Linked DNA regions of Homo sapiens: regions 2 and 3 are each linked to region 1. Evidence: chromatin contacts called from ENCODE Hi-C or POLR2A ChIA-PET data. All regions are on one chromosome and are shown on one strand. Each heading gives the region's core, a stretch centred on a gene start or an enhancer-like site at or near the end of the contact. The rest is flanking DNA. Distances are from core to core; before and after follow the strand shown.

What was found. Hi-C counts contacts between places; a loop is a spot of excess contacts on that map. ChIA-PET counts read pairs that join two places held with the same protein, here RNA polymerase II (POLR2A). Pooled maps may share reads with other maps.
Region 2: a pooled map shows a loop between it and region 1 (5-fold over the local background). The contact joins the promoter of IL12RB2 here to the promoter of IL23R in region 1. A Hi-C loop is called at or near these places in 1 of 168 maps with a recorded cell type or tissue (naive thymus-derived CD4-positive, alpha-beta T cell) and 8 of 50 pooled maps. POLR2A ChIA-PET finds 5 or more read pairs at or near these places in 6 of 52 experiments (HepG2, activated CD4-positive, alpha-beta T cell, activated T-cell and 1 more).
Region 3: a pooled map shows a loop between it and region 1 (5-fold over the local background). The contact joins the enhancer-like site here to the promoter of IL23R in region 1. A Hi-C loop is called at or near these places in 4 of 50 pooled maps. POLR2A ChIA-PET finds 5 or more read pairs at or near these places in 3 of 52 experiments (activated CD4-positive, alpha-beta T cell, activated CD8-positive, alpha-beta memory T cell and activated T-cell).

What each region holds. Positions count from the first base shown.
Region 1 is chr1:67,164,864-67,168,108 of GRCh38, reverse strand. IL23R (interleukin 23 receptor) reads right to left here and starts at 1,655. Exons shown (of 11, transcript NM_144701.3): 1 at 1,568-1,655; 2 at 1-17. RefSeq lists an enhancer at 1,714-1,903.
Region 2 is chr1:67,306,170-67,309,399 of GRCh38, reverse strand. IL12RB2 (interleukin 12 receptor subunit beta 2) reads right to left here and starts at 1,527. Exons shown (of 17, transcript NM_001374259.2): 1 at 1,433-1,527. RefSeq lists a silencer at 1,475-1,664 and enhancers at 2,125-2,174, 2,205-2,304.
Region 3 is chr1:67,398,227-67,401,513 of GRCh38, reverse strand. It overlaps IL12RB2 (interleukin 12 receptor subunit beta 2), which reads right to left. Exons shown (of 17, transcript NM_001374259.2): 17 at 2,790-3,287. Among named protein-coding and RNA genes, the nearest start is that of SERBP1, 31 kb to the left of the region's middle. Within about 2 kb of position 1,258, at least 2 of the 41 ENCODE cell types and tissues checked have a DNase peak (open chromatin) inside an H3K27ac peak, as active enhancers do.

The DNA.
Region 1 (3,245 bases), core at 406-2,905:
GAAAAGACTGTTTCCCTCTGGAAAAAAAATATGAAAAATGTTTAAATTGTAGTATTTTAGTAAAATAATAAAAAGCATAACATTTTTCCCTAAGAATTATTGTATTTGATGGGAACCTTTGATTAGGGAGGAAGAAGGAAAGAAGGAAGGAAGAAAGGAAGGAAGGAAACAGAGCAAAGAAATGTTACTGGTATATTTAGGAGATATAACAAGAGATGGAGAAGTAAAGCAAATAAATGGAATTTTATACTCTTCAAAAGTCACTATGAATTAACTCAGTAGGGCATTTGATCCATTACAGTGCCTCCTAATCTAGCCTTTCTCATCAGAAACCTCCTCCTCTGAGTTAACTTCTTTTTTTATTTTATGTTTTAAATTTTTTTAGAGACAAGGGCCAGGCTCTGTAGCCCAGGCTGGAGTGCAGCGGCATTATCATAGCTCACTGTAACCTCAAACTCCTGGGCTCAAGCGGTCCTCCCAACTCAACCTCCCAAAGTGCTAGGATTACAGGCATGAACCATGGTGCCTGGGCTGAGCTAACTTCTGGTGATGAATTCTTCTCCCTGCCAAAGTTACATACTTATCACACTCCAGAAATACTAGTCTTTGATGAGCTAAACTTGGGAAGAGCCAAAAATTTCAGAACTCCCAGAGAAAATGGATTCAAAATTAAGAAAAGTGAAGTGAGATTAAGCAATATGTGCTCTCACCAGTGAGACTCTAAAAAGCGTTTCATCTGGGGAGGCGTGGTGGCTCATGCCTGTAATCCCAGCACTTTGGGAGGCAGAGGCCGGTGGATTGCTTGAGCCCAGGAGTTCGAGATCAGGCTGGGCAACAGGGTGAAACCCTGTCCCTACTAAAAATACAAAAATTAGCCCAGTGTGGTGGCATGTGACGGTCATCCCAGCTACCCGGGAGGTGAAGGTTGCAGTGAACCATGATCACACCATTGCACTCCAGCCTGGGCGACAGAGTGAGACCTTGTCCCCCGCACCCCCTAAAAAAGAGGAAAAAGCCTTTCATCTGTAGAGAACGCGAAAGGAACACGTTATAGAAATTCCTAATAATACCGTTGTTAGTTTACAACTAGAGTTACACTATTTGATTAATCAGTTACATGAATTAACTCATTTACTCAATGATCAACATTATTCAGTTATTTTATCTGTTTAATAAAACCTGAGCTTTTTCTATAAAACTACAAGAGAACGCAATGCATGGCTCATCATATCGCATAAAATATCTAGTAACATTTAAAAAAACTGGGGTCCCCTTGGCTCAGAAATATAGGGATCCCTTTCATTATTTGTTAGCAATAGTAATTCTTCTCTTCATAAGAAGCAACAGAAGCCCTAAAAATGTTCCTAGTTAGAAGTTAACTGATGGAAATATGCAATAATTATTATTTAAAGTAATGTGATGCCATATAATATTATAGATTCCCTTTTCATCAGTAACCACTGCATGGAATATCATGAGAACTTGCAAGAGAAAACAACTTGGCCCATGTATTTCCAAAAGGAAATATAGCTGTCTTTAAGTATTTGGATGATCGCTGCCTATTTACCTTTCAACCTGTTTGAAGCACATAATTCCACTTCAGAGCCAGGCTGCCACCCTTGTTGGCTGTGTCATGTCTTCTTTCCTCACTGCCTGCCTGTCAGCACTCACTTTAGATTTTCACTTCTGAGGTCAATGGAAATGTCAGCAGAGCCCTGACCTACATTGCAGACTCTTGAAGAGGAACTCAAACTGTCCAATTCGAAATGACTGGCTCTCGTGTCACTATTTGGGGAAATCCAGATTACTGAAAGTGAACTGTTTTGTCGGTACTTTTTTTTTACAGCTTAATTTAAAATGGTCTCATCCAAGAGGCAGAACACTTATACATGTTTTCTTAAAAATGTCAAACATTTTGACACCAAAAATATGACGCTTAGTTTTAATTTACAACCAGCATTGTTATTAATTATACACTTGTTTCTTTTTTTAGTTTTCCAGCTTTGTTGAAATATAATTGATGAATAAAATTCTACAATTTGATGATATACAACATGATGATTTGATACATACATATTTTGTGAAGTTATTATACAATCAAGTTAGTTAATACATCTCTCATCTTATTTAGTTACTCTTTATTTTGCAGAGAGAACATTCAAGCAAATTTCAAGTATGCTGTATAATTCAGTATTGTTAACTATGGTCACCATACTGTATATCAGATCTCCTGAACTTACTCATCTTATAACTGCAAGTTTATGCCCTTCGACCAATAGCTTCCTTTCCCTCCACCACCCTCTAACCTTGGTAACCACCATTCTATCATCTGTTTTTATGGGTTCAACTATTTCAGATTCTGCATATAAGTGAGATCACGCAGTATTTGTCTTTCTCTGTCTGGCTTATTTCAGTTAGCATAATGCCCTCAAGTTGCATCTATGTTACCGCAATGGCAGAATTTCCTTCCTTTTTATGGCTGCATAATATTCCTGTATAGCCTACAGATTCTTTACCAATTATTCCACTGATAGGCACTTAAAATGTTATTTCCATGTTTGGGCTATTTTGACTAACGCTTCATGAACATGGGAAGGCAGATATCTCTCATGGTGCTGATTTCATTCTGTGGGGGGACTATAGATCCAGAAGAGGGATTGCTGGATCCTAAGGTAGGTCTATTTTAATTTTTTAAATAAAATTGTTTTTATTTCACACTGTTTTCCATGATAACTGTACCAATTTACATTCCTAACAGCAGTGTACAAGGCTGCCCTTTCTCTGTACCCTCAGCAATACTTATATCTTGTCTTTTTATCATAGGCACCCCAAAAGGTGGGAAGTGATATCTAATTGTAGTTTTGTTTTTTGGTTTTGGTTGTTGTTTTTGTTTTTGTTTTGAGACAGAGTCTTGCTCTGTCACACAGGCTGGAGTGCAGCGGCGTGATTACGGCTCACTGCAACCTCTGCCTCCTGGGCTCAGGTGATCCTCCCATTTCAGCTTCCTGAGTAGCTAGCACCACAGGCACATGCCATCACACTCAGCTAATTTTTTGTAGTTTTGGTAGAGATGGGTTCTCACCATGTTGCCCAAGCTAGTCTTGAACTCCTGAACTCAAGCAATCTGCCAGTCTTGGCATCCCAAAGTCCTGGGATTACAGGAGTGAGCCACCACGCCCAGCTCATTGTAGTTTTGATTTGTATTTATGTGATAATCAGTAATGTTGAGTACCTCTTCATATACT
Region 2 (3,230 bases), core at 278-2,777, 140 kb before region 1:
GTTTGTTCAAGTGGAGGTGGTTATAAGGTTCTGAGCCAGAGAGGTGGAAACAGAAGGAACACAGTTTTGAGCCAGAAACCTGTAACTCTCTAACTGTGTGAAACATGTAAGTTTCCACATCTGTAAAATGGGAATACTAATAACAATTTCACCATGTTTTTAAGGAATTAGATAATATATATCCAAAAACCAAATACATAGTAGGTGCTCAACAAAGATGTTCATCTACACAGAGCACACACATAGCAGATTATAACAATTATCTAGAGTTTTAAAAATGGGGAAAAAAGGACTAATTTAGCTTTATTCTTTATATATATATGTGTATGTGTGTGTGTGTATATATATATATATGTATATGTATGTATGTATTTATTTTTAAGACAGAGTCTCGCTCTGTTGCCCAGGTTGGAGTGCAGTGGCCCCATCTTGGCTCACTGTAACCTCTGTCTCCCGGGTTCAAGCAATTCTCCTGCCTCAGTCTCCCGAGTAGCTGGGATTACAGGTGTGCGTCATCATGCCCAGCTAATTTTCGTATTTTTAATAGAGACAGGGTTTCACCATGTTGGCCAGGCTGGTCTTGAACTCCTGACCTCAAGTGATCTGCCCACCTTGGCCTCCCAAAATGCTGGGATTACAGGCGTGAGCCACCGTGCCGGGACCCTGTTCTTAGACAAGGTCTATTTGTATGCTTTTAGGTTACTATTTGTAAGACCTGGATCTAATGGTACAGATACATAATCCCGTACAATGCTGACACTGATATTTAGTGTGTCCTAGGGAGATGAGGAGGGCCTCATAGTTCACAAAGGAAGGGGCATTTCACAGAAGAGAAAACTGAGGCTGGCCAATTTGCTTGCACCAGAGCATCTTGCTAGTAACTGGCCAGGCAGGGACTCGGGGTCAGTCCAGAGGCCACAGGAAAGACTGCTGAGACAAGGTTAGTTCACCCTCATCCGGGACTACGGAAGGCCCCCCCCAATATCTTACTCACATTTGATACATTTTCAAGCAACGGGAGCCACGTCTGTGGGCCTGAACCAAGGCTGGACCCTCAGGGGTGCCCTCTGCCCTTTTCCAGTCGCCGTCCCCTCCCTTCCGTTTGAGCCCACCACTCTGTGCCCCGGCCCAGAGAGTACCTTGGAGGCTCAGTCCGCGCGCTCCCTCCCCTCCATCCAGCCAAACCACCACCCAGTACCTCCAAGTGAACATCTGTGCCCAGGGCGTTAGGACTGTGATGAAGAGAAGCCATTTCGGATCGTATTGGAAGACTTTAAAAATATATATATACATATATATATATAAAGAGAGAAGCCGTCGCCGAAGCCCCCTCGGGAGACGCGAGACACGGAATCCCGGGCACGCAGACACCCCGCTGGTCCGGGATCCTGGGGCTCTCTCTGTCCCCGACCCCGAGTCACTGGTCACTCACCACGTGTCGCCTGCCAGCGGGCGCGGTCCCGGGCCTGCGGGGACCGGGTGGCCCCGGTGCTCTGGGCCGCACGTGTCGCGCTCTCCGCGCTCTCTGCCGGCGCTCGGGCGTTCCCGGTGCCAGCGCCCGCCCTCCCGCCTCCGCCTCCCGCCTCTGCGCCACCAACTCCGGGGTGGGCGCGGGGAGCTGGCGGCGAGTGAGGATCGGGCCGGGGCGGGGGTCGGGGCTGGGCGGTGGCCGCAGGGCGGAGAGGACTCGCTTCTCAGTTCAGCTCTGGAAGCGCAGCCGGGCGGGCGCCCGTGGTTTCCACCCCGCGGGTCGAAGCGGGCTCGGGTGGGATTCTGCCACCTGTGGGCTCTGCTGTGTCGCCTTGAGCAAGATAATTCTCTCTCCACCGTCAGTTTCCCCTCATATAAAATGCGGATAATAAAGCCTGTCTCATAAGACGGAGCAAGGGTTGACCGAGGTGAGGTGCGTTTATGCACCAAGATATGATAGGCGCGATAAAATCGTGTGCTCAGCGTTCACAGCCATAGAGACGTGGCACTTTGTTGACAGCCATCAGGGAACTTTCCTCGCAGATGTCCTTTCTCTGTGCTCTGCACCGCCCAGCTCTTACCACACCTGAGCGCCGAGGCCTCCCAAGTGGGCTGTGCACAAGACCGCCCACTGGAGTGCGGGCAGAACATACTGGAACTTCCATTTGTATTTGCTGTCTAAAAAATGAGAAAAAAGTTAAACTTGAACAGATGGCGTGTCACCACTCCCGTATAGGTCCCGTGTTATAAGTGGTGTTCTCAGGCAAGAGGGAAAACTGCCCAGAGTACAGAGGGGTCGGCAGCTCTGCATAATATTCATGACATAATATTTATGACAATATTACTTAGAAAAAAACTGTATTTAAACCTGTAAAGACAGACTCTCACTCTGTTACCCAGGCTGGTCTCAAACTTCTGGCCTCAAGCAATCCTCCCGCCTTGGCTTCCCAAAGTGCAGGGAATACAGGCCTGAGCCTCTGCACCCGTCAGCTTAGATTTCTTTAAATCTAAGACTTCCTTAATTATAAGATATACCATTATTTATGCGCTAGTAAGAAATAAAAAGAACTGCCAGGTAAACAATAACAATGCTTTCTCAACATTTAGAATCTTTTAAACTAAAATTTTATTTAGTTTAGAGATTTTATTTAGATATCTCTAAATAAAATTTAGATTTTAAACATATGTATATTATCTATCGAATTTTTTTTTAAGTCCCCCCCCCTCCCCCACCCCGTTGTCTCTGGAGTTTTCTTCTAGTCCACTGAGCCCAGTACAGGTTTGCTGAGCCCGCAGAAGTGGACAACTGCATACCACGCTTCTGGGCATTACCTTAAAACCGCTCTCAATGTTTGAGATGTTAAATATGAAAAATGTACATCTTGGAATCAACAATGTACAGTAGATTGTCTTTATGGGATTGTGACATACTGTAGTTTACATGCTTTAGTAATTTATCTACATGAATAATTTTACTAAAATCTTTTAAATCGTAGAATCTAGAATCTTAATATTACTTTGTAATGAGATGATACATAATTGTAGAAATCATTTGTAACAAAGATTTTAAAAGTTGTCTTAAAGTGAGTTATTTTCTTTATTTTTACAAAAAAACCCCAAATATCCTAAATTTGCTGATCTTTTCTGTATTGATATATGGCTCTCAGTACATGTTATCTAATAGATCTTTTTGAAGAACAAAAAACCCCAGAGGTTTATTTGTTGTTTCTTCAAGGTAATTTTCACACCAAGTGATACGT
Region 3 (3,287 bases), core at 9-2,508, 230 kb before region 1:
AAGTCCAGCCCCCTGGAACTTCTGACCGATCAGCTTCAAGTTGTTCCCACAGCCCCTTCTTTGGGTTTGATTAATTTACTGGAGCAGCTCACAGAACTCCGAGACACAACTTTGATTGGTTTATTCCAAAGGATACAGATAAAGAGATATGTAGTGCAAGGAATGGGGGAAGGGGCATGGAGCTCCCATGCGCCACCTTTTAGGAATCTCCACATGTTCAGCTATCATCTGGACGCTCTCACGCTCTCTGAATCCAGTCCTCTTGGGTTTTGCTTTTTGTTGTTGTCTTTTAAGACAGTCTTGCCCTGTCGCCCAGGCTGGAGTGCAGTGGCATGATCTTGGCTCACCCCAACCTCCACCTCCCTAGTTCAAGCGATTCTCATGCCCCAGCCTTCCAAGTAGTCAAGATTATGGGCATGTGCCACCATGCTTGGTTAATTTTTGTATTTTTAGTGGAAATGGGGTTTTTGCCATATTAGCCAGGCTGGTCTCGAACTCCTGGCCTAGAGTCATCCACCCACCTCGGCCTCCAAAAGTGCTGGGATTACAGGTGTGAGCCAACCGTGCCTGGCCCTCTTGGGTTTTTATGGAAGCTTCATGACATCAGCCTTCCTTCTCCCAGGGTATGGGTGGGACCCTCTCATGGGAGGGTCTTAAGACTCACAATTGGAAAGGCAGGGGAATGTTAGAGTGAAAGGAGGATAGGAGAAGGTCAGAGGCTGGTCCCTGAGGCCTGACACACCCAACATAGCAAAAGACTGAGGAGGGCTACGGGAGTTATTGTTATGGGACATCCATAACAATGGAGTCCCCATCCAGACCCCAAGAGGGGATTCTTGGATCTTGAACAAGAAAGAATTTGAGGTGAATCCACAGAGTAAAGCGAAAGTAAGTTTATTAAGAAAGTAAAGGAATGAAAGAATGGCTACTCCATAGAGCAACAGCGTGGGCTGCTCAATTGAGTATACTTACAGTTTTGTTGTTGTTGTTGTTTGTTTGTTTGTTTGTTTGTGACAGTCTCGCTGTGTTGCCCAGGCTGGAGTGCAATGGTGCAATCTCGGCTCACTGCAACCTCCACCTCCCGGGTTCAAAGCGATTCTCGTCTCAGCCACCTGAGTAGCTGGGATTATAGGCGCATGCCACTATGCCTGACTAATTTTGTATTTTTAGTACAGATGGGGTTTCACCATGTTGGCCAGTCTGGTCTGGAACTCCTGACACCTCAGGTGATCCACCCACCTCAGCCTCCCAAAGTGCTCGGATTACAGGCGTGAGTCACCATGCCTGGCCTGAGTTATTTCTTGATTATATGCTAAACAAGAGGTGAATTATTCATGAGTTTTCCAGGAAAGGAGTAGGCAATTCCCAGAGCTGTGAGTTTCTCCCCCTTTTAAACCCTATAGGGTAACTTTCTGACGTTGCCTTGGCATTTGTAAACTGTCATGGAGGGAGTGTCTGTTAGCATGTTAACATATGCATATTATATGCTAATTATATGCATTATAATTAGCATATAATAAGCGTGAGGATGACCAGAGGTCACTTTCGTCACCATCTTGGTTTTGGTGGGTTTTGTTTGGCTTCTTTACCACAACCTCTTTTATCAGCAGGGTCTTTGTGACATCTTGTGCCAACCTATCTCATCCTGTGACTAAGAATGCCTAACCTCCTGAGAATGCAGCCCAGTAGGTCTCAGCCTTATGTTACCCAGCCTCTATTCAAGATGGAGTTGCTTTGGTTCAAACACCTCTGACATCAGGAGCCCGCAACCATGGATGGAAACCAATATATATCATTATAAGACCACAAAATTGCAATTTTCCTGAGGAATGAAAGCCTAGCTGTATGTTGGTGAGTATCACCTAGATCTGGTGAACCTAGCAACTTGGTTTGGGGTTTTTACTAGTGGTGGGGGGCAGAGGGGAGAAGGGCAGATTGTGAAAACCGCTTGGGGCAATGGCAGAACAGAGTTACCCATCTTCTGTCATTCATGGAAAGAGGACACCTTATCTGGCAGAGTGAGCTGCCAAAGACATGCTCAAATACGTCTTTAAAATGAGAAACACCCCTCCATGCATCACAATGGTGCTGTCAACAAATGGGAGAGAATGGGGTTTGGGGAGGAAAATGAACGAATGCAAACAATTGTTCCAATAAGGAGGAAATGGGCACAGATGGGCTGGCTTCTGGAATAGAAAGAATAAGACAAAGCAGTGGCAAGTGATACTGCTGCGAAAAGACAATCAGTCTAAGGCAAAGGGAAAAGTCAAGCTGGGAACTGCATCAGGCAAAGCTGCCTCCCATTTTATTCCCCTTCTCCCCCGAAAAACTGCATACTTTCCTCACAATTTGCCTACGAGGGCTTCAAGATCTTTACTCTAAAACAGTTCTGTTGAATTTCACCATAGCTGATCTTCACAAGTGTGGGACAAAGGATACACAGAACTCAAAGTCATCCCTCTGTTCACCTGAGCTACCTCCTTCTCACATGTAAATTGTGTATTTAGTAAAAGGCTGATCAAAACCCCAAAAGAATGCAATCTTTTGTCTCTTATTTACCTATGACCTGGAAGCCCCCACTTTGAGTTATCCTGCCTTTCCAGACCCAACCAATGTACATCTTACATATGTTGATTGATGTCTTATATCTCCCTAAAATGTATAAAACCAAGCTGTGCCTTAACCACTTTGGGCACATGTCCTCCGGACCTTCTGAGGGTGGGTCATGTGTGTCCTTAACCTTAGCAAAATAAAAACTTTTTAAATTAATTGAGACCTTTCTCAGATACTTTTGGGTTCATGATGCTTACTTTTTTATTGGTAGCTACTATGGACCAGGCATGATGCTGGTGCTGGGGAAACACTGCCAAAGTTCCTGCTTTCAAGTTGTCTGCAGTCCAACAGAGAAAGTAAGTATATGGAAATCATGCTGAGGAGGCCTCAGCATCCTTAGGAGTCTTTAGGAGTCAAGGAAGGATTCCTTAAAAAAAAAAAAATTCTTTTTTTTTTTTGGGAAGACAAATGAGGACTGCAGTATCATATGAGACTTTAAGGGAAAGAAAAGGATGGGGAGGTTAAATGGGAGACTTGGTAAAATGGGGTGTTGTAGACACAAGGGAGGGGAGGAGAATAGTGGCTGAGATGGATGAGAGATAATCAAAAGGAAACCAAAGATAGGAAAAACCAGGTATTGTAAGAAAACAGTGAAGTTAGCTCCCATTGCCAAAAGATAATAGGTTGTTCCGCTTCTGAGGAGGTGGCCTTGTCTGTCATGGTTTGTGCCAGTC